Regions from separate parts of the Homo sapiens genome. Here region 2 is linked to region 1. Evidence: chromatin loops called from intact Hi-C (ENCODE). Cell type or tissue: tibial artery. All regions are shown on one strand. Links, peaks and the distances in the headings refer to the core of each region. The heading gives the core; the rest is flanking DNA.

Evidence for each region. Peaks named below come from ENCODE experiments on the same cell type or tissue, not always from the same donor. Only the 100,000 strongest peaks of a DNase experiment are listed, where the experiment ranks them.
Region 2: it touches region 1 in a loop (2.7-fold over the local background); 36 of 110 quality-filtered maps call a loop at or near these places.

The regions. Positions count from the first base shown.
Region 1 is chr2:67,847,312-67,859,968 of GRCh38, forward strand. No RefSeq gene overlaps it. Among named protein-coding and RNA genes, the nearest start is that of LINC01812, 28 kb to the left of the region's middle. In tibial artery, for the core only: no CTCF peak of the experiment used is centred there; a DNase peak (open chromatin) is centred at 8,160; H3K27ac peaks cover 47 bases.
Region 2 is chr2:68,017,835-68,030,491 of GRCh38, forward strand. It overlaps the pseudogene FBXL12P1. Among named protein-coding and RNA genes, the nearest start is that of C1D, 39 kb to the right of the region's middle. In tibial artery, for the core only: no CTCF peak of the experiment used is centred there; no DNase peak of the experiment used is centred there.

The DNA of each region.
Region 1 (12,657 bases), core at 3,193-11,192:
AGCCCATGATATTAGTGATTTGTGCCAGCTGAGTTGATTTTTTTCTTAAGTACATTTATTCAATTCATTTACCAGAATCTCCTGAAAAAAGGGGAAAGTTAAAAAAAAAAAAATACACACACACTATGGCAGGCTTCCCTGCAAATTTTAGTTTGTTTTATTTAAATCTCAGCAAAATGGAAGTAAAGACTAGGGTTTGGGTTAAGGTCACATATGTTGAAAAAAAAAAAAAAGGTTTCAAAAGGAAATATGTATTTTATCTTTACAAACCCCTTCCTTCTGGCTATACTCTTTGTGTATTTAACTACAAGTAATTCCAAGAGGAAAAAATTCCTTCTACCAGAACCATCTTGCAAATTTGTTTTCAGGTCATTAGACAGAAGACATTTACTTTTTCCCTCCTCTCACAACTTCACCTACCTACTCAATCCCGGTTTTTAAGCAAATTTGGGATATGTAAGATAAATAGGATTATGTGAGTAATATGTGGCCCTAAATATAGTCAGACCACCAACTTACCATAGCATTTAGACAACCCACTGAAAACTCACTAATGGTGGCAACGTTGCCATCCTAATTTCTGAATTCAGTTTAAATTGCACCAGCAGCTGCCTTTGATAAACATACTCAGATCTGGCCCACGACCACCAAACCCACCCACCCATAAGAGGAAGACCAGCAGAGAATTTTCCTCTTCCCTGGGTCTGCTGTCTCAGATCTGTCCTGCTTATTTTGGTCCCAGGAATGTGCCAAGATACCACTGAAAGATTAACTACCTCTTTGAAGGGACAGCAATTCAAGGATTATAGGAATCTTTCTGAAATTTCTCCCTGAAATTTAGCCTTAAAATTATGTCAAAAGTGGGTATAACTCTACAAGGCCCAAAGGCAAATGTCAAGAGGGTGCTCCTATAATATAAAGACACAGTGAGCCAACAAGTGCCTGGTGCCCTCTAGGCCTCTTCCAGTACAGGGTATTGTTAAGCCAAAGGTGGATTAGATTAGCCCAGCAAATTGCAACGTTCATCTTTGAGATTACAGATGAAATTGCTAGAGGAAAAAAAAAACTCAAGCAAACAAGGATTTTGGTCACAAGTTGGAACAAATATGGGCTCCTGCTGAATAGCTACACAGAGAAAAATTTGGAGTAGTACCCAAGACCCTCATCATTCTCCCCACAGACAGAAATGATGGCTCTGGGAAAGAGAGGCTGCAATCCCACCACATGAACTGTAGATCTGGGCTACGGTATTTGGAGGGCACTGGAGTGGGACAGGATATTCACCGAAGATATTTACTAGTATGATTTTCCATCTGGCCTTATTATTCTGGCATGGCTGCCAGCACCTTATAATCCCAGCATTGTATTCGCAAGCAATTCCTCTGCTCATTAGCAGAAGCTGAGTCCAACTCTGCTCTTGTAGGGGCTTGTGAATCAGCATAGACCAACAGACAGCGTTTCCAGGAGCTAGCTGCAAAGAAACAAGGACGCTACTCATTGAGGGGAAGGCATCTGTATCAGTTAGGAATTGCATTTGACTGTTAGTAGCAGGGGCTGGATATAACAGTGATTAAATAAATGTGCTTCCTCCTCGTGTGAAGGAAGTCCTGAGCAAGGCAGTCCAGGAGGACATGGAAGTGCTGGAGTGTCAGGATCCTTCTATCTTTATGCTCCATCACAGTTAGCACATGGTTTCCATCTGCAACACTGTCTCATGGTCTAAGATGGCTGTTGGCTGGGCCTCCAGTAGTCACATTTATATCCAGGCATGGAGCAGAAAAAAATGGGAAGAACAAAAGGAAGTACATGTCAGCTATTGTTCCCTTCTCAAGCTTTCCTGGACATCCCACTGAGCCACTTCTTAATTTAATTTGCTAACTTCTAGCTACAAGAGAAGCTGAGCACATTGTCCCTCAAATAAAATCCAGTTCCTGTTGTAAAAGAACAGTAGGAAGAATAAAATGAACATCAGGTTGATCCCTGGGTTGCTTCAGAATCATGCAAAGACATCTGTAAAGGAGAGTTACTTCCAGCTTAGAATGTTTATTTCAGCCTTGACAACCACATTAACAATAAGCATCATAACCACTGGGTCACAGTACACTCTCGGGACCCCTGCCTTTGATTGGATGGAGGAATTCTTTAAGATTATTTGAAACTTGTGCTATCTCTCCATAAAGTTCCTCCATAGGAATGACATTGTTCCTGGGTCACATCACTGTCAACATTTACAAGTCATCATCTGTGAACTTGATAAAGAAATTAAGTCCCATTATTGGGTTAAGATTCAACTGTCTCACTCTGTTGAACATAGTGTGACTAAAATCAAACAAAGTGCTAAACAAGTGGCCAATGTACAAATACAAAAAGTGACATGGGCAACTGCCACATCTAACCAGATCATGTCGACCCTGATTTGTCACGATCACCTGGAAATGTCAAGTGAAAGTAGCAGTTTGGTTTTAGGATACTGGAGAATAATAAAGTACCACGTATAAGGAGGTATTTAATAAAAGGAATTGGATTATAATAATGAAGATATGAATCATGATGATGATAAGTGGATGATAAATTACTTTAACTCTTCACTCCGTGGGCACATGCCCACAAGAGTGGGATCTTCAATTTATATGGATCCCTTTAATTTCTACTACGCTTCACAGTTTTCAGGCAATTTTATCTCATCTATGCCTCAAAACTCGGAAGGACAGACATTATTAATAGTAGTGTTTTTAAACTGATGGGATAGAAGCTCAAAAATAGCAAGTGACATATTCAAGTTGTCACAGTGGATAAAGGCAGAAAGCCAGCACTAAAACCCCACCCTTGCCTGTAGGCTGGGACTCTGAATTATACCTCTCGAGCAGAACACATAAGCTTTAAACTACTTTATGTTTTTGAACCCTGATGTTATTTCTTGAAGATTTTAAGGTCTTTAAATGAATGGGTTATGTCTTTTTTGTCACTGAATTTGCCTGTGCGCAGAACAGAACCTTGTATACAATAGGAGAAACTCTCAATTAATGTTTATTAAAGATAATGATATATGGACTCAGCATATGGTGAGATCAGCAACATCTATTAGCATAAGAAGGGGCTGGAAAAAATGAAAGTGAGCCTAACCTCAGTCTACCAAGAACACAAGGACACTGTCTCTACCTTTGGTGTCTGGATCTTGGGTGGGAGAGGGTGATCAAAATTTGACCTCAGTGTGCCAGAGTCATTTTATCTATAACATAAGGAGATAGGACTGGAAAATTTCCGTGAGACCCTTCATTATTAGAATGCCATGATTCTAATCGCCACTTGAAAGTTCCTGAGAAAAGAACCATGTGAATGGCAGAGAGATAAGGTACTACGGTTCAAATCTTCTCTGGTTCTTTATGAAAAGCTTTAAGTCTCAAAATATCTGCTCTGCCTTTTCTTAATAAGTTGTGCCCATGCAAATCCCTATTCTCTCAATGTAAGCACAATCACCAAAAAAGAGAGACAACTACACCCTAGTGAGAAGCTCCACAAATACACTCTCTGGAGGTCTCCCTGTCAGGTTCCTACTTCCACCTACACCCTTTATCTCTAAGTCTCTGCCATCACTGATGCTGAAAGACATTTTTTTTAAGGTAGGATCTTCTAAATCCAGCCCTCTGTAAATCCTTGCCCCAGATCTGAGCAAACTAATTCTTTAGGTTAAACCCAATCTTTCTATCTCTCCAGAAATGTGGGAGAATCAAAGAATCAAAACTCAAGAATTCTCATGGCCTCCGTGTTAAAAATAGCCGTGTCTTCAAAAGATTCTGACGTCAGATTTCAAATCCCAATTCTCAGTCCATCCCATTGAATCATCCATCATTTAAAATGTAAGAAAATTTTCACACAGGTCTTTCCTGCCTCAGTAGTCAACCCAACCCAGCAAAAGCCTCACACAGCATTCTATCCTCCAAGTCATGTTTTGGCTGATGGCCCATGGAAATCCCCTTTTAAGGAAAAAGAGAAGAAAACTAAAAATATGAGAGTAGTCAGCCACTCTCATACCACCCTTGAAATAAATCACCAATGCCCAGAATTCCCTCTTCTTCTCTAGTTTTAGATAACTATGTATTATAGTGGGAGATGATGATGATGACATTGATGACAATGATGATGATGTGAGCAATAACAATGAACATTTTTGAACATTATCTACACTGTCCTAAGTGCTACAGATTTATTTTTTCCATTTAATCTTAACAACTTTCTCCACTAGTATTATTAAACCTATTAGTTTCCTCATTTCACAGATAAGGCAACTGAGAATTAGAGAAGTTAAGTAACTTGTCCATTGCTCTGGAGCTGAAAGACAGAATTCAGACCCAGATATGTTTGATTCTAAATCCTCCAAACATTTGACTTTCCTACTTCTCAGAGACGGGAGGCAATAGTGAAACTGAGGGGATTGTGCAGAGCCAGGAGAGGGTGTAGAAGAAGAATCTCAGGAGTGAGAGCTGCAGAAACAGGATCGCATCAGAAGCTACCCCTAAGGAGGAGAGGATAAGCACAGGAATGCCATTTAGACAATTATTCTTAAACCAGATTAAACCCTGAAAATCCATTAAATTGGAAGCATCACTCTCATTTTTTTTATAACCAAATTTAAGAATGCCAACTTTTGGGGAAATTCCATAATTTGCAGATACTGAAATAGTAACAATAACAACTAAAAACACCAATTTCCTTTCTTTCTTTTACCACCTGTGGACCTTATGGGGTAAGGGGCAGATGGTAAATTTGGGGGGAGGCTAGTCTATTTTGAATGTTTATTTACAAGGCTACATTCATGCCATCCACCAAACACCATCTGCTGGGCTATTTCTTCCATGAAACTAGAGCATTTTGTTCCATAGCAAATAAAAGTGCGACCAGAATTCTATCAGCATGCTGTGTTTGGGAGAGCACCAACACTTTTCAAAACCAGCTTTAATCTTTCTCCAAGTCCGATGCAAAGAAGGCTCCCCTAAGAACAGTAACCCAGTCAACACATTCATTCATTCATTCGCAAACTCACTTTGAAAGAAAGCTGGCCCGCGTGGGCCAGCCAAATGTGGAAAGTTAATTTTACAACATGAACTGTTTTCACCCTGGGCCAAGAGACAAGTATAGGCACCATATGACCTGGGTCTGATTTAGTAGTATCTCGGGACTCAGAAACATGAGGGTATTTCAGCAAGGAGCCCCCACCTTTTCTATCCCCCCTCACCAACCATCCACTAAAGCTTCCAAAGAATGTCTTTCATGTTTGCTGCATTCACTTCACAACGTGCTCCTGGTGCCTGTCCTTGAATTCTCGGCTCATTGCTCCTGAATCAAGGGAAGTCAAGTTGAATCTTTCAAAATGGGAGCCAGCAGTGGGTAAGCACATCAGCAGCAGGGCAGGAAAATCCACCCCCATCTACTCTTTGTAAAACTCTAAGTCCTGTTTGTTATTCTTAAGAGATGGAAGGCAATGTAGTTTAGAGAGAAGAGCCTTGGATTCAGAATCAGGAGATCTCAGTTTTACTTCTAGCTCTGCCACTGACAAGCTGTGTGGATTTAATAAATCATTTAATGTCTCTGGCCTCTGGGTTGGTCATTTATAAAATGAGGAGGTGGCACTATAATAAATACCTCACACTAAGACTAGAGCTTGTATTGATGCAAGTTAAGAAGCAAAACCTGCACAGAGTGAGTGTGGCGGCTACAGGGTGAATGAGGAGGGGATGGCCCTCTCAAGAATTTATAGTTCTTCATGAATATGTAACCTAAAGAAGAAACCCCAGAATATCAGAGTGAGCTTTACATAAGCACAGGCCATGTTGCGTGGTTCCTAGTTTTGTGGCTACTCCAATAGTGGTGTGGGGAGCGAGCTTAGGAAAGTAGAACAGAGCAACGGTTAGGACCAAGTCTTTGGAGTGGTTCTAGACCTGGATTCTGTCCCTTACATCCTCCATGACCGTGGCCTGTTATTTATTTCTTAAACCTTAACTTCTGCATCTGTGCAATGGGATAACGATATCTACTTCTGGTGGTATACTCACACTGGCTCACAAAAGCCAATGGTAAAATTCTGTGGCCTTTTACCAGCTGGTTGACACCACATTGGTGGTTTGAAATAAGCTGTGGTGGGAGTATTTGCCACAGAAGTCAGCCAATGCTACAAATCCAGGCATCTCCCCTGGTACTCCTCCAGAACTGGGTTTTAAACATTTTCATCACACCACTGCCTACCTCTCAGCACTGTTGTAAGGATGAAGTGAGGTGATGTACACAAAGTGTTTAACACAATGTTTGGTGCATGACAAGAAATGGGAGCTGTTATTATTGTAGCTATTAGTGACTCAGGGATGCCCTCTGTCTTTTCATTTCTTGCTACTCTTACCACTCTTCTCATAAGCCAGATCTTATGCTACTTTCTGGAGATCCAGAGAGCATGCCCCTGCAGTAAAAGGCTTTTCTACCCAACTCTTATTTGCTTGTGGCCTCTCATTCAGCAGATATGAATTGAATACTTACTCTGCACCCAATCTGGCACCAGGCATTGCAGATACAAACACGATTGAATAAAACTTGCCCCTAGATTTGAGAAGTTCAGAAACCCTTTGATGGACAGGATACAACTGAGTCTGGGAAGGGTACCTTTTACCAACAATGTGGAAATCAAAGAAAGGCAAAAGCTGTTCCCAACGGCACAAACCCTTCTGCCACCTGGTATCCCAAGGCCTTGGAAGCAAGAAGCCTCCAGGGTAACTTTAGGTACAAAGTGAAACCACCTTCTTTAAGATGACATAATTATTAGAACTACAGGCACTCAATTAGCTCTCCTCCTCTCCCTGTCCTGATGGCATTACCCTAAAATTGGCAACATTCTTCCCCACTGGCTACGATGGTTGCATGTATGCCGCCTGGAAACCAGAAATGTGTAACATCAAGTCTGGCCCCTCGCCAAATTTCTACAGGGCATTAGTAACAAACTGGTGAAGCTCATTAAAAAAAGAGAGAGAAACCTATAACCATTAAAAGTCCATTAAGCAGCCTGTCAGTTTGTAGAGCTAAATAGCCCACAGTAATCAAAAGCATATGAACCCCAGCTGGGATACCCAGTGAATTGTTTCGATTTAGGGGAGAATTCATCAAGAAAGATTGTTCTTGGGATTGGGTTGATTTTTCTCCTTCAGTTCCTGGCCCCACGTTCCATTATAATTAAAGTGATTGATGCACCTCCCAGACAGAGGTGAGCAGTGACCACCAGAGCCAAAACATCTGCTCCTTCCAAGCAAACAGTTAATATGGAACTTGAGTCAAAAGGCACGTAATTTGAGGTTACCCTTCCACTGTCAATTAGGTATGGCACAGTCAACTCTTTGCTGTCTGGCTGGGTTACATCTAGGTTATCTCTGAAATTTCTCTTTCCAACCATAGAAGGACTTTTATCCATACCCAGGTTAGGGTCAAGAAACAAAGAGCTAAGTCTGAGGCCAAGAAGTGATGATCCCTAGAAGGGGAGATAGAAGATCCATCCATCAATTAATGAAATGTCTTCCTGCCCATTGATGGACATTTGTTAATTTCAGAAATACAGACTCAATCTTTCCAATTTACCACAATCCCTCTACCTCTTTTCATCACCTCCCCAGCCCTGCAAGGTGTACCCTGGCACCACTCCATTGCTCATTAGCGCCTCCACAGGTGGATGACCACATGCTGAGGAAGGAGGTAAAACTCAAACAGGAGGTTTATGAGAGCACATTAGCAGTTTTGGCTCTGACATAAGAATAGTGAGAAATGAGAGAAAAATCAATGACTCAACACAGGTTTAGGAGGTAACTATAGGAATTACTGCTCTATGCTCATCTACTCTACCATGACACTAGATGAAAGCAAAATGTTGACAAAAAATGGAAAAACTAAGGTGATGTTCAAATTCAAAAGGGCAGTTGAATCTGAGAGCAATTATTGTTCCCTTCAGATATTTTTACTATCACTGCTTTTTATTTTAACTTTTCCCCAAAAGACCCAAAAGTTTAATTAAAAAAAAAAAAAGTAGGCTGGGAATGGTGGCTCATGCCTGTAATCCCAGCACTTTGGGAGGCCGAGGCAGGAAAATTGCTTCAGCTCAGGAGTTCAAGACCAGCCTGGGCAACATAGTGAGACCTCACCTCTACTAAAACTCAAAGAAAAATTAGTCAGGAGTGGTGACCCAAGCCTGTAGTCCCAGCTACTTGGGAGGCTGAATCAGAAGTACCGCTTGAGCCCAGGAGTTCAAGACTGCAGTGAGCCATGATCATGCCACTGTACTCCAGCCTGGGCAACAGAACAAGACCCTGTCTCAAACAACAACAAAGTCATGCTCAGTATAATCAACACTCCTCCATCCAAAGCTACTCCAAAATCATCTAGTAATTTGATATACCACTTATTTATATTGATCCTTTTAGAGTCTTGAACTGTTAAATTTCTGCTTGTGTCCATCTCCCATCATTGACTGTATGTTTCTCAAGGGCAGGGACATCTTTTTCCCTGTGTCTTACAGCATCTTCTTAATAGAATCCTTGCAACTCAGAGGCCCTCACTAAATATTGACGGAGTGATCTTTCAGTGTTGCCAGGCTCAGCTTCCAATCTCTCAGGGACTGCCTGTACTAAATTCACCAAGCAGTTAATGAGCTCCCGTGCTGCCCACACAAACTCATTTGCCTTGGGAATGAAAACAAATCGATGCCCCCTTTATGCACTGAATTTGCTTAAGCATACATTGCAGATGATACATACATATGGTGTGCATGAAAGTAAATGCTCCTGCACCAGGCAGAGGCCCTCTAGCCTCTTCTCGGCTTCCCTATCCAAATTCTGCCCACCCTACAAGGCTGAGCTGTCCCCCAACTTCAACTAACAAGCCTTCACAGAACACCAGCTTAAAGATCTCTAGCTCCAAACAAGCAGTGGGCCTGGAACACAGTGAGTTCCATGAAAATATGAGCAAGAGAGTCAATGAGCAACATGAGGCATGGGTGGACAAGGTGGGACCAAGTTGAATGGAGTGAGAATGAGGTTGGAAAGTTGACTGCCAGATACGAAGTGAGGCGAACTCTTCACCCAGACCAGTGGAAGCACATCCTTCCCCCATCACTCCCCATGGAACATCTTAAGTTCAGGAATCAGGGGCGATGTGGCCTATTACTGGATGAGAGGAGTCTCTGACCCTTATGTTCTTTCTTCCTTGGATGTCCAATGGTGAAGGAAAAATAAACATATAAAAAGCCATAAATCCCCTTGCAAAAATAAAGGCTCCTTTTTAATGCCCAATAGTTAATGGCTTAAGTTAAATTCCAGACCCTTGCAAAAAATTTTGTAAGACCCCTTCCACCTCTTTGCTGCCTTGACTCCCACCCCTTCCAGAGGCAGAAAGGTTGCTAGGCTTTCTGTAGGTGGTTGATGAACATTTTTAGGGGGTGCTTACGTCCATATTAATAGCATTAGAACAAACACACCTTTTCAGATTATTTTGAAAACTATCCTGGGACACAGAATCCAGTTTCCCCTCCATAGAGTATTTTCTCCCAAGTCCACAGTTGTCTGCACAGTAACATTTTTGCCTGTACAACAACTCGTTTTGTTTTCACACTGCCTGTGTCCTGTGGCACTCAGGAGGTCCTGTTCTAAGAGAGGCAAGACTCTACCCTGTTCTGTTGCTAGCACAGGCTGTTCATGGCATCCCCTCCACTGTCCAAAATCCTCCTTCTCATGTGTCTTTGTCTCTGCAGGTGACCTGGCTGCTTAGGACAGTAAGGAAAATACGGTAGCAGAAGTCATGAGGAAAGCTGCTTCTGCTTTCAGCCTTTCAGCTCAGCTCCTTGCTAGCTGAGTGTCTTTGGCTCTCTGGACGTTTTTATGATCTGTAAAAAGAAAGAGCTACACTACATCATCTCTAAGTCCTTCCCAGCCCTGGCTTCGACCATCCTCACTACTCATTTTGTTACTTTCCACCGCCAATTCTCTTGCTCTGCCCCGCCTATGTATGTCAAGGGAAACACCGTGCCTGCTCCTTTGTAACCCTCATCTCCTATCTACATCCTGGGGTCTTTCTCTACTGCCCCCTCCATAGTTACCTCTACCCCTACCTTCAGTATCCCCCTCTCATTTAATTCATCCCCTCTGACTATCCACATGCTCAGATTTCTTCTCATCCAAAACCAAACAAGCGACCTCATTTGACCATACTACCCAGTCATTCTCTTGAGCTTCTCACCATCAAACTTCTTGATTGAATATCCTCTGCTGACATCTCCAGCCAGTTCCTTATCATCCACTCACTCCTCAGCCCTTTGCAAGCTGACATCTGCTTCTCACTACTCCACCCTCTCAAGATTTACCAGTGGCTGCTTCATCATCAGGACTGTTCTTCGAATACCACACTATCATAGATCCAATTCTCCAGAAGCAGAGCCTGAGATGACAGTTCATAAGCAAGTGGTCTATGAAGGCAGTGCCCCTGGGAGCTGGGGAGCAGGGCAGTGCAGGGGAAGAAGCCAAGCAAAGTCCTGCCAGGGAGCTCTAGTGTGTAAATTACACCTCAGAGTTGTCCCAACCTAAGGCAAGGGAGCTGGACTTTCACACTCCCCCAGAGGCAGTCACAGGCTAAGGGCTCACATAGGAGGTCAGGAAGTAAACTCCAGGCACTTCCTCCTCTCTGTACTCACCAGCCAAATCACTCCAGTAGCCTAGAGGCAGGCAGTCTTCACAAGAAGAGTCGCAGGTGTAGTCAGTTGGAGCCAAAAACACAACAAGGCTGGGCGAGGGACAGCCAGAAATACTAAAGGAGATCCAAGGGAAATTCATGGTACGCCAGCAGTGTCCGTTACCTCATGCTTTCTGTCTTTCTGCAGTGTTTGACAGTGTCAAACATGCTCCCTTATGAAATTTCCTCACCTTGGTTTTGTGAAGAGGACACCCCTGTCTTGCTGTTCCTCTCTTAACTCTGCTTCTTTTTGCTTTGTCCCCATTTCCCTCCCAGCTGCCCCCATATCTCTATTTTGGTCATGTAGTGACTCAACTAGCTTTACAGCTTTAATTACCACATCTAAAATCACTCACTCCCAAATTCCAACTCTGAATGAACTTTCTACTTGGATGTCCACCCAGCACTCCAAAACCAATATGTCCCAAAAACGGAATTATATTTCTTCTTCTGTGACTTAACCCTCAATTTAACTTCCCTGTCTGAGCATGTTCCTGAGCTATAACAAAAGGAAACAACTTTCACTCCTGTCTTTTCCTTGTCCTCATGCCCAAGCAGACCTGAATTTCCTCACATCTTTCATTTCGTTCCCATTTCCTGTGTCACCATCTTCGTTCAGGTCTTTATTGACTCTTGAGCATATTTTCTAAGCAACTTTTGAACTGGTTTCCCTGCCTCTCCCTGCTCCAAGTCATCCTCCACCTACTGCTAAATTAATCTTCTGAGAGTAACACCATGATCTTTTAACTTCTGCCACCCTACTTTTCAACCCTTCATTGGTTTTATTGTAGTAGAGACTTCTAGTACTCACCTATTCTGACTTCATTCTCCAGCCCTCTTGTAGCTGCATAGAACCATGCAATGAGTTTCGGATTGGGCTGTCAGTGAAAGGAACAATATCACTTCTAGACAAAGGCATTTAGAAGCAAGCATGCATTCTCCAGGCTCTCTTGCATTCTCCAGGCTCTCTTTTCCCTGCTGTGGTGACCCTGGAAACCAAATGTTGAGATGGCAGAGCCAAAGACGGAAGCACCTGGATCCCTGAATCACCATATGGAGGATGGCCTGCTGTCAGCCTGGAGAGTAGTCTCACTGATGTTAGAGTTTGTGTGTGCTAGAAGTAAGCTATAGTGTGAAAATATTCTGAAAATACTTTCGCTTTTTTGTTTTTATTTGTTTTTACTGCCAAATAGCCTGACTTGTCCTGGCAAATATAGTAATTTTTTCCTACTACCCTCAAGTCTAGATTATTTAGTTTTGTATCCAAATTTCTTTAGAACTGACCCACATTTCCTTCCAGGTTCTTCTATTTCCCTAAAACCATTCTGCCCTATCATACCTTGGCCATTAGCCTTTCATAATTCTTCTTGACACTTATTTGTCTCCATTACCTACCCGTCTCCACCCTCCATGTGCACACACACAGCTCCACTCCAACATTCAGCCTGTCCACTGTCTAGTCTCCCTTTAAGGTCCACATCAAGGATCGACAGATCACAGCCCATAGGCAAAATCCAGCCCTCCAACTGTTTTGTAAATAAAAATTTTATTGAAACACAGCCATGCCACAACCAGAGAGTTAAGAAGCCACAGCTGAGACCACCTAATCTGCAAAACCTAAAATCTTTACTATCTAGATATTGATTAAAAAAAAAAAAAGTTTACTGACCTCTGTCTAGAATATCATCTCTCCTGTCCCCAAGCTTCCACCTTCCCCACAAGCCACTGCTCAGAAGTGATTCTCCCCTTGTCTGCATTCCTGCAGTACCTAGTTGTATGTCTCCTGGATGTCAGACTAGCGGTAAGATCCCATGTCATCTTCCCTACTCCACTCTAAGCACCAGGGATGGCAGGGCATGTTTCCTGTTTCTTTTGGGTTCTCAGTGTCCAGCACCTTGGCTCATAACATTA
Region 2 (12,657 bases), core at 2,200-10,199, 170 kb after region 1:
TGGGGGAGGGATAGCATGAAGAGAAATGCCTAATGTAAATGAAGCGTTGATGGGTGCAGCAAAACAACACGGCACATGTATATCTATGTAACAAACCTGCACGTTGTGCACATGTATCCTAGTACTTAAAGTACATATATATATATAAAAATGTAGAAAATAGGTTGATAGTTGATAGATATATGAACATTCATTATATGTTCTCCCTGTTTGCTGTTTGAAAATTTCCATAATAAAAAGCTTTAAAAATGAACCTATTTACCCATTCTAAAGATACTTAAAGTAATTTAATGCTAAGAATAATCTAGAAGCTGGGAACGGTGGCTCACGCCTGTAATCCCAGCACTTTGGAAGGCTGAGGCAGGTGGATCATCTGATGTCAGGAGTTTGAGACCAGCCTGGTCAACATGGTGAAACCCCGTCTCTACTAAAAATACAAAAATTAGCCAGGTATGGCAGCAGGCACCTGTAATCCCAGCTACTTGGGAGGCTGAGGCAAGAGAATCTCTTGAACCTGGGAGGCAGAGGTTGCAGTGAGCCGAGATTGTGCCATTGCACTCCAGCCTGGATGACAAGAGTGAAGCTCTGTCTTAAAATAAAAAATAAAAAAAAGAAGAAGAATCTAAAAGTGCAATAATGAGAGCAAATTTTTTAAGAATCAGCTTGATATATATATACATATATAAACATATGGAGATGACTATGTATGGGTGCAAGGGACTGCCAGGACACTGCATGAGATTCCACTGAACCTATACATCTTTGGGAATCAAAGTGTGGTTGAAGAGTCAGCAGTACCTGGGAGCTTGTTAGAAATGCACACTCTCAGGCCACACCCCAGAACTCCTGAATCAGAATTTGCATTTAACAAGATCCCCCAGTAACTCAAATACACAGCAAAGGCTGAGAAGCACTGTTGTAAATCACTATGGAGAGAAATACTATCCTCCAATCCATAAACGGCTGTGCTATTCCGTTTATTTAGATCTACCCTAATGGCTCTCTATAATTTTTTATAGTTTTCTGCAGAAAGGCTGTATTAGTCAGCTTGGGCTGCCATGAGAAAATATCACAGGCTGTGTGACATAAACAAACAGGAAATTTCTCACAGTTCTGGAGGCTGGAAGTTCATGATCAAAGTGGCAGCGGATTTGTCTTGGTGGGGGCGCTCTTCCTGGCTTTCAGAAGGCTGCTTTGTACTCACATGGTACTGTAGAATTCTTAGATTCTTCTAAGTTGTCTATTTACACAATCACATTATCTTCAAATAAAAGGCAGTTTTATTTCTTACTTTTTTTTTTTTTTTAGACCGAGTCTCGCACTGTCGCCCAGGCTGGAGTGCAATGGCGCGATCTCCACTCACTGCAACCTCCGCCTCCCAGGTTCAAGCAATTTCTCCCGCCTTAGTCTCCCAAGTAGCTGGGGTTACAGGCACCCGCCACCGCGCCCGGCTAATTTTTTGTATTTTTTTTTAGTAAAGACGGGGTTTCACTATTATGGCCAGGCTGGTGTGGAACTCCTGACTTCGTGATCCGCCCTCCTCGGCCTCCTAAAGTGCTAGGATTACATGCATGAGCCACCGCGCCCGGTCTAATTTCTTCAGTTCTTATACGTTTTACTTTTTTGGCTAGGACCCCACTCCCAACAATATTTTGAACGAAAGTGGTGATAACAGACTTCTGTCTTGTCCTTAAACTCAAAGGGAAAGTATGATTTTTGATGTGGGCTTTTTTGTAGTTACCCTTCATTAGACTGAGGAAGTGTCTGTGTATTCCTAGTTCACCCAGAAATTTTATCATTAATAAATGCTTACTTTCATCAAATGCTTACTCTATATCTATTGAGATAATCTATGATAATGTCTCCTTTTCCATTCTTGGCATTGGTTATCTGTACCTTACATATTTTCTTCTTGGTCTGCATTGCTAAAGATTTTATTAATTTTATTAATTTCTGATGTATTGATATTTTTCTATTGTACATATTTTTATCTCACATCTCTGCTCTTTCTTTTTTTTCTTTTTTTTTTTTTTTTTTGTCCTTCTCTGGGTATAATTTGTTATTTTTTCCACCTTCTTGAGATACAAGTTAGATTACTGACTCATATTTTCTTTTCTAATGTAAGTATATTAGGCTATGAATTCCCTTCTTAGGATTACTTTAGTTGCATGCTATCATTTTCGATATGTCACAGCTTCACTGAGTTCAAAATATTTTCTAATTTTTCACTGTGATTTCTTCTTAGTCTCATGGATTCTTCAGAAGTATAATCCTTAATTTCCAAATACAGTAACAGATTTTGTAGTAACTTTTCTCTAGTTAATTATATAGGTACCTTTCAAGTTTGTATTGTGATCACAGAATGTATTCTGTTTAATTTCAAATATTTGAAATTTGCTTTAAGACCCATATTCAATTTTTTAAAAAATTTTCCATGTGTGTTTGAAAAGAATTATACACGTGTTCACTGCAATATTCTATATGTCATGTAAGTCAAGTTTACTAATAGTGTTATTCAAAATTTCCATACCTTGACAATTGTTTTTCTGCTTGTTCTATCAATTACTGAGAGATCTCCACCCACGTGTCGTTCTATTACTTTTAGTTTCTGTCAATTTTTACTATGTATATTTTGAGACTACGTTATTACATGCAAAATTGGAATTACATCCTGGTTCATCAAACACTATCATCTTTTACTTTCAACTTTTCTGTATCCTTATGTTTTCGATATGGCTATGGTTTGAATATGGTTTTTCCCCAACAAAACTCATGTTGAAACTTGAACTCAAATGTGGCAGTGTTGGTAGGTGAGGCCTACTGGGAGGTGTTTGGGTTACAGAGGTAGATTCCTCATGAATAGATTAATGCCCTCCAACGGTGGTGAGTTCTTACCCCCTTAGTAATGAATAAGTTCCTGAGAGAGCAGGTTGCTAGAGTCTGCCTTCCTCAGTTTCTCTCTGTCTCTTGCTTTCCCTCTCACTGTGTGATCTCTTTGCATGTGCCTGCTTCCTTTCCACTGTCTGCCATGACTTGAAGCAGCCTGAGCCCCTCAGCAGATGCAGCTGCTCAATCTTGAACCTTCCAGCCATCAGAATCATGAGCCAAACAAACCTCTTTTCTTTACAAATTGCCCAGCTGCAAGTATTCTGTTATACAACACTAAATGGATTAAGACAGATGTGTTTCTTGAAAATATCATCTATTTGGGTTTAAATTGTTACACTATTGACGATTTTAGTTCATTTACATTTGATGTGATGACTGATTCTTTTAGATTTAATGTAATGACTGATTCTTTTACATTTTAAGTCTGGAATCTTACTCAATAATTTTCGCTCAACCTAACTGTTCCATGGTTCCTTTTCTCTTCTTTTCCACCTTCCAGATTCGATTGAAAAATTTCATTATTTCAGCTTTTCTTCTATTCATTTAGAAGTTTTGTGTCCTTCTAGCAGTGTCTTTTGATAGCAATATGCATCCTTTGACTTATCAAAATTCAATACTAATTTCTGCTTTCACCCTCTGATAGACAAGATTTTAGAATACTTTAACTCCATATATCTGCCCTTAAGAACTTATATGCCTTTTTATATATTTTATACATTTTTGTTTATTAAAGCCCCACAAGATATTATTATTACTGTTGTATTCAATTAATATTTATTTAAATTTACGCATATATTTTCCTTTTTTTTTCTTTTGATCTTCATTCTTCTCTTTATCTCCAAACCTTCTTCTGGGTATTCTTTATTTTTCATTTATATGGGTATATATTATGTGTATATATTTATGGGGTATGTGAGATATTTTGATACAGACATACAATATGTAATAATCACATTAGGATAAATGAGGTATTCATCACTTCAAGCAGGTATCATTTCTTTGTGTTACAAACATTCCAATTATACTATTTTAGTTATTTTTAAATGTACAATAAATTATCATTGACTGCAGTCTCTCTGTTGTGGTAACAAATACTAGATCATATTCATTCTATATAACTATATTTTTGTACCCATTACCCCCCGCCCACTTCTTCCCACCCCCCACACTTCTCCCAGCCTCTGCTAACAATCATTCCACTCTCTATCTCCATGAGTTCAATTGTTTTAATTTTTAGCTCCCACAAATGAGTAAGAACATGCAAAGTTTGTCCTTCTGTGCCTGGCTTATTTCACTTAATCTCCTCCAGTTCCATCCATGTTGTTACAAATGACAGGGTCTCATTCTTTTTTTATGGCTGAACAGTACTCCATTGTGTATAGGTATTGCATTTTCTTTATGCATTCATCTGTTGATAGACACTTAGGTTGCTTCCAAACCTTGGCTATTGTGAACAGTGCTGCAACATGGGAGTGCAGATATCTCTTTGATATACTGATTTCCTTCCTTTTGGGTATATACCTAACATTGGGAGCTCTATTTTTAGTTTTTTGAGGAACCTCCATACTGTTCTCCATAGTGGCTGTACCAATTTACATTCCCACAAACAGTGTACAAGAGTTCCCTCTTCCCTACATCGTCCGCAGTATTTGTTATTCCCTGTCTTTTGGTTAAAAGCCATTTTAACTGGGGTGAGATATCTCTTTGTAGTTTTGATTTGCATTTCTCTGATGATCGGTGCTGTTGAGCACCTTTTCATATGCCTGTTTGCCGTTTGTATGTCTGCTTTTGAGAAACGTCTATTCAGATCTTTTGCCCATTTTTAAAAATCAGGTTATCGGATTTTTTTCGTATTGGTTGTTTGAGCTCCTTATGTAGTCTGGTTATTAATCCCTTGTCAGATGGATACTTTGCAAATATTTCCTCCCATTCTGTTAGTTGTCCGTTTGCTTTGTTGATTGTTTCCTTTGCTGTGTGGAAGCTTTTTACCTTGATGTGATCCCACTTGTCCATTTTTTCTCTGGTTGCCTGTGCTTGTGGAAATCTTTGCCCAGACCACTGATCTGGAGATTTTTCTCAATGTTTTCTTTTAGTAGTTTCATGCTTTTAGGTCTTAGATTTAAGTCTTTAATACATTTTGATTTGATTTTTGTATATGGTGAGAGATAGCGGTCTGGTTTCATTCTTCTGCATATGGATATATAGTTTTCCCAGCACCTTTATTGAAGAGACTGTCCTTTCTCCAATACATGTTCTTGGCATCTTTGTTGAAAATGAGTTCACTATAGATGTATGGACTTAATTCTGGGATCTCTATTCTGTTCCATTTGTGTATGTGTCTGTTTTTTTAATGACTTTTTTCCTTAATAGCAAAATAATATATGTCTTGAAAAACATGGAAAATGCAGAATACAAAACACAGAAAATACAATTGAGAACCGTTATGAGCATTTTGATCATCAAACTGCAAGTCGAAGTTGCCCTGTCTCTCCCTGTCTCCTGTATGCATGTAAGGATATAAATGGTCTATGGGCTTGTTGGTGTGCATGCATAGGCAGTCTTTCTGGGGTACTCTTAAGGGGGCTCAGCTCCTCGGGTGCCCCTAGCTCTTAATCTCACCCTTCTACATCTGTCCTGTTCCTGAGGACAACCCTGAAAATGACTCTTCATTGACAGCCTTCTGGAGGTTGGGAGCTTTTAGAGCAAGGTTTTGCAATGTAGCTAGGAGGTAGCTGTAGTTTTCCTTGTTTCCACATGTAGGAACTAGGCTTCCAAGAGGCTAACTCATGACCAGTGCCATACAGCTGGCAAACAATGATTCCAAAGGTCTGGGTCCCTAGGCCTCTGTTCTCTCTACCTGGGGCTTTCAGTTCCCTCAAGTCTAATTATCTGCCCTCTTCAAGGTGCTGTTCAGAGGGTCTGAGGCTCAACAATAAACGGTGGGATGGGTCCCAGGGATAGATGAAGTGGTCACACCCACCAGTCCATGGACTCTTTGGGGCAAGCCCTGACAATGACCATACAGTGAAGCAGCCCCTTACACATGGTCCTATTGGCCTCCTGACTCTCCCACCCCTGCCACTGCAGCTCAAGGACTCTGAACTTGGACATGGTGAGGCAGGAGGAGAGGATTTCCGTGAAAGAGGGAATTTCTAGGGTGTTGAGAAGACCCTGCTGGCACAGACTCTCCAGGGCTGGCATTCCCTCCAGGACAGCCAGGCCAGGGGCAGAGAGGCCCCTTAAGGTCAGCCTGATCTTGCGCACGGCTCGCGGGTAGCGGCTGATGGCCAGCAGGGTGCTGTCTCAGAGAGGTTGCGGCCCAGCACCTCAAGCCCCTGCAGGTAGCTGAGCTCCTGCAGGCTGGCATCCAGCCGCAACTCCCTTACACGGTAGGTGCCGCCCCACCAGAAAGCGCAGGACCTGGAAGCGTGACAGGCCCTGCTGGTGCTCGTCTCTGAAGGCAGGGACGCAGTCCAGCATGATGCATTCGAACAGGGGCAGCATGGTGGGGTCCAGCTGCCTGAGGAGCCAGGCCATGGAGATCTCGCAGCTGTGCAGCTCCAGGGTCCCCAGGGCGCTGCACAGGCTGGTGATGGGCACCGTGCTCAGGTCGGCCACGTGCAGGCAGAGGCGCTTCGGGTTGGGGCACTTCTGGCCAGGGCTCTTATCAGGACAGGAGACAACTGGAGCCAGAGAACAGGTAGCCGCCCATCCACAGGGAATGAAGCTGGGATGCCATGTACCGGCCAAGGAGGTGCTACATGACTTTAAATCGCATCATGTAGAGCGTCAGGTCGACGTGTCACCACAGCCACCGTCGTCCACCAGCCTCTTCTAGCGGTGACAAACCCTGAGGAAAGGGATCTGCGGTTAGAACCACCTCGGCCCCAGGTGGGATCCGGGATCTGCATCTCCAGGTACCAGGTGCGCCCTCCGTCCGGTCTTCTCCGCCCCCACCCCGCCCCGTCCCCACAAGGTGGGGACGGGGCTGCAGATGTAGATGCGGATCTGGTCCCAGACCGGGAGGTAAGAAAAGATCTCGAGCTGTGTCTGTTTTGATGCCACTACTGTGCTCTTTGGGTTACATTAGGTCAGTATAATAGGAAGCCAGATAACGTGATTCCTCCAGTTCTGTTCTTTTTCTCAGGATAGCTTTGGCTATTCTGGGACTTTTGTGGTTTCATATAAATTTTAGGATTTTTTTTGCTATTTCTGTGAAGAATGTCATTGGTATTTTGATAGGGATTGCATTGAATCTGTAGATTGCTTTGTAGCATGGACATTTTAAAAATACTTCTTCTTCCAATCCATGAACATGGAATACACTTCCTTTTTTTGTGTTCTCTTCAATTTCTTGCATCAGTGTTTCATAGGTTTCATTGTAGAAATCTTTTACTTCTTTGGTTAAGTTTATTCCTAGGTATTTTATTTTATTTGTAGCTATGGTAAATGGGATTACTTTCTTCATTTCTTTTTCAGACTGTTTTCTGTCAGCATCATGTTACTGATTTTTTGTATATTGATTTTTGTATCCTGCAACTTTACTGAATTTATTTATTAGTTCTAATAGTTTTGGGGTGGATTTTTTAGTTTTTTTCAAATATAAGATCATATCCTCTGCAAACAATAATAATTTGACTTCTTCCTTTCAAGATTGGATTCCCTTTATTTTTTTCTCTTGTCTGATTGCTCTAGCTAGGACTTCCAGTACTGTGTTGAATAACAATGGTGAAAATGGGCATCCTTGTCTTGTTCCAGATCTCAGAGGAAAGGCTCTTAGTTTTTTTCTGTGCAATATAGCCATTTGGGTGTTCTTTAGACAGAAGGAAAATCTTCCATCTAGAATAATTTTCCTTCTTTCTGAAGAATAACGTTTAGAATTTTCATTTGTGTGAGTCTGCTAATGACAAATTTTCTAAATTTAGTGCTTGCTTGAAAGGTCTTTACCCTCATTAAAGGAAAATATTTTCAGTAGGCTTAGAATTTAAGGTTGGCAATTTTCTTTTTCAGCACTTCAAAATATGATCCTATTGTCTTCTGGTTTCCACCATTTCTGTCAATTGTGAGTTAAATTGTTCCCTCTTCAAAGGCAATCTTTTTTTTAATCTGGCATTTTGTTTTTAAACTTTGGTTTTTGGTAATATTGTCATGATATACCTAAATGATTTTATTTATATTTATCTTGTTTTGGATTTGTAGGGCTTCCGTGGCTTGATGAATTTCATTAGTTATGGAAAATTCTTATCTCTAATTTATTCAGATTGTGCTTCCACTCCATCCTCTTTCTCTTCTTTTTATGGAGCTATAATTACTCATAAAGTAGAGCTTTTCACTTCATTCTCATGGTTTTCACCCCTATTCTCATTTTCCATCCTTTTTGTATCTCCATATTTCCTTCTGGATATTTTCTTTAACCCATCAGGCTGTTCCTAATTCCCTCATCAGTTGTGTCAATCTGCTCTTAAACCCAGCTACTGAGATCTTCCGATTTCTGTCATTACATTTTCTCTACCAGATTTTCTGTTTGATTTTTTATTTATAGTTTCCACATTTGACAAAATTCTCAATCTCATTCTTTGCCATCTTCACCAAAGTACATTTACTTAAAATTCTGTATCTGATAATGTCAATGTCTGGAGCCCTTGTGAATCTATTTTCATTGTGCTATTTTTGTCAGCTTTCACTCATGCCTCCTATCTAGATTTTTTTTTTAGTATGCCCTGAATATTGCATTTGCAAAATTCCTTGTAGAAGTAACTTGAGGCCTTAAATAATGATATTATGTTTCTCCTGGAGAGATTTAATTTTCCTTAGCTGGTGCCTGGGGATACTAGCACTTCTGGATCACCTGCCAGGGTCAACTTCTCATTTGCCTTCCCATGCTTCTAAAGTGCAACCCTTTGTGGTCCCAACTCAAAGTGGGGAAAAGAACTACTAGGACACTTTCCCAACTTGGGTGGGCCCTCGACACCAATCCCTGTTGCTTTAGCTTCATGGGGCATCAAAACCATTACACGTTGCCTGTAATCCCAACACTTTGGGAGGCCAAGGTGGGCAGATCATTTGAGTTCAGGAGTTCAAGACCAGCCTGGCCAACATAGTGAAACCCCATCTCTACTAAAAATAGAAAAATTAGCCAGGCATGGTGGTGCACACCTGTAATCCCATAATCCCAGCTACTAGGGAGGCTGAGACATGAGAATCACCTGAACCCGGGAGGCATGGAGGTTGCAGTGAACCGAGATCATGCCACTGCACTCCAGCCTGAGCAACAGAGTGACTCTGTCCCCCCGCAAAAAAACATCACCCACCCACTTGAACTCTCAGACTCTATTTCCAGGAAAAGAGGAAAAGAATCCCCAGCTACAGGATCATCTCTCTGAGCCTTGCCCCATCTCTAGATCCTGGCCTTGGGATCGTTCACTATCTTGTTAGCTCTCTGGGATCTTTAAGCAGAAAGATGTGCTTAATTTGTTTGTTGGCTTGTTTTCAAATTGTACTCAGCAGAAGGGTCAATCAAAGTTACTTTCTCTACCATTACTAAAGGCAGAATGCACTTAAATATAATTATCTTCTTTATTTTTAATTTTAAATAAGAGGAGCTAGGAAAACAAAAAGCTTCCTAATTCTTCGTATTCCCAAATGGTTCCTCAATTTATAATTACTTAATCTAGAGGAACTAAATACTCATTTGACCAAATTAATTTATTTTAGAAAGCATTAATTTAAACAAATGGTCATGTCAGAATATTAATGTGATTTTCACTTCAATCAAAGCTGTGCTTCATAGCCACAAAGTTTATCATTGCTGGTATAACCATAAGAATACTAGATATACACCCCATAGGAAAAATTTACCTTTGAGTTGTTCATTGAGATTATGATTTTAATAAAACAGATTAAAGATATTTCAAAGCTTGTGTAACTATTTTAAATTTTCAAAATCATTACATAAGTATAGTAGCTCAAGCACTATCTAATTCAAAATTGCCATTCCTGTCCAATAATGAGTTTTTCCAATTTTGCTGTATTCAAATTTTAACCATTTAAGAAATCTGATTTAAATAAAAAATGTATTTTATGATCAGAAAACTTTGATCTTTAGAACCTCTTCAAGTTAGTGTTTGAGACTAAGAAATTGCTTTTTAACCTTACAAATTCATTCACCATTTAACAAACATTTGTTGAGCACCAACTATATATCAAACATACAAGTAGAATACAAAGTTCCTTTTAAAAAATATCAGACTCTTGCTCATTTACTTTGCTGATTTATGTGCCATGTTAAACATTACTGTCTGTAACATAATCAGTGAAAACAATATTTCCCAGTTCTCTGTGTAATGTGTCTTTTTAAGACAGCCTTGAAATTTAATCCAATGTCTGCATTATCTTCCTCATAAAAGGGGACAAATGCAACTGATAGTAAATGACATCAACATTCTTTTCTACTCACCCAGCAAAAATTATGACCTGTGGTTGGAATATTTCTAAAGCAAGTCTATGGCTAATTGGAACTTGTTTCTACAGCAGGGTTCATTTGAGAATTGGATAAGGATTGTAGATGTAACAGATAAGGTATCTGGCTTGCCAGAGTCATAGATGCCCTTTTAAGTGAGGAAATGAAAGTTGAGTGAATGTTAAGGAAAGTTTTAAGGTCCCAGCTAGCTAAGGCCAACTCAAGTCCAGAATCCATTTCTGTCTCCCAGGTCAATCTTTTGTGTAGCATACAATGAAATTGAGCATTTTGATTCTATAACTAATAGCTTCTGAATGTGTTTTCACTGGTGTGTATATACAAATAATTTTGTTAAATTTTTTGAACGTTTTGAGGTCTGGGGTTTCTTTTCTTTTTATCATTTCAGACAGAATAGAGAAAATACCAATTTCTGAAGACCTATAATCATGAAATAGGCTCATTTCAAGTTAGGAAGACTATTTTATGTCTATAAGAAATTAGCAGTATCTGAGATGGTTCAGATGAACCTTATGTTCATTTTTATGTTTCTTTAATAGCATAATAAATAGGCTGGAAGGAAAGAGGGAAGCATCCCTTCCTTCACAGCAAAGTTAGGATTGTACCAGGGAAGACCATGGCTAGCTGACAACATTTTCAGCACTTCTTTCCTAGTGTATTTTTTGTTTGTCTTCAACTTACAGATCCCCTTTTGGAAAAGTAAGATAACGCAACTAAAGACAAAGTAATGGACGTTAAAAAACGTTTCTGTTGTGTAAGCCTTTTGCCAAGTTATTATCTACTGCAGTCTCTAGATCAGTGGTTCTCAACCTCGGAAGCACAATACCATATGCTGAGGAGCTTCAATGAATGATGATGCCTGCGCCATCCCCAGGAAGTCTGATTTGTTGGTCTGGAGTGGGGCCTGGTCATGGGGATATTTTTTAAGCTCTCGGAGTGATGTGGAGCTAGAGCTGACAGCCACTGCTCTCTGCATTGCTCTAGTCAAGAGGGACAATTTCCATTAGTAGCAAAAATGGGGACTCTGTTCTTTATGGTGTGGGCTTCTTTCTCTAAATGAATTACAGAAGGGCTGACACTCTCTCATATAAGATAAAGTCCTTTTCTTTTGTTAGAAATTTTTCACTACCTGACTCCTTCAAGGATTGGGCCATGGTCTCAAACCACCTAGCAAAACCTTAGCTGTCCACACAGAATTGGTAAGACTCTAGGGTCAGGTTTCAGCCAAAGAACCTTACAAATGCAAGATCTGAGAACTCTAACTTCCCCCTAATGACCTCTTCATCTATTAACTCAGAAATCTTATTCGAGACAAAACAAAATAGAGAAAAAACTAGAAGAGAAACTTTCATTCAATTTGCCCAGTTTTGATGTAAAATGTCATCTTAATTTTACTACCACCAACCTAACATTTTAAATACCATTTTCTTCTGAAAACATGACTTCTTTTCATTTGAGTTTGTATAGGCAATGGAGGAAAATTAGCATGGTTTTACCTGCTTTATAGATGGAGAAATGTACGCCTAGTTTCTGTGATCTTTTCAAAGTCAATAGTCACCGACGGAACGAAAAAGTCAAAGCTGTGTTGTAATGTTCTTTCTGATGTTCTACAATTCATACTAAAAAATATTCTACCAAGATATTTACCTGAAGATGTATTTTAGGAATCATGATTTAAGGCTAGATCACAAAATTCAGTGAAATTTAAAAGAGCCATAAAAATAATAAATCTGGAACAAAGTAAATCCTGCAACTTGATGGATAGGCCTCTATGGTCTGTAAAGACACATACAAATTATATGTGGTTTTACCCTTTAGTTTTACAATCACTGACTTTCAAAATGATTTTTTTCTCATTATATTTATAATTTCTGTTAATAGATAGCTAATACAAATGAAATAATGTGACAAAATGATAGGTATGGGGGGAATTACAAGTGATCATTACTGAAGAAGGGCATAGAAATTTCTTTTCTAGAAAATTTCCAAGAGGATTTACAGACCTCTGTCCCCAAATACTCTGAACTAGTAGAAATAGCAAATTAGACTCTTTCAGCATAGTGACTCTACATAGTTTCTGAAGAAACTAAATACGCTTCACACAAATCTATCTTGCATTAAGACAATAAAAATGTTCCTCCTCCTAGCCCCCCCTCAAAATAAAATAAAATAAAATAAATCTCCAAAGAGAAGGAATGGTGAGGATAAGAATTACTTATCTCTCCTTGTTCTTGGTTTTAGTAGATATTGATGGCCAGAGTCCAAGCCCAGGATGATGTTCAACTATAGTT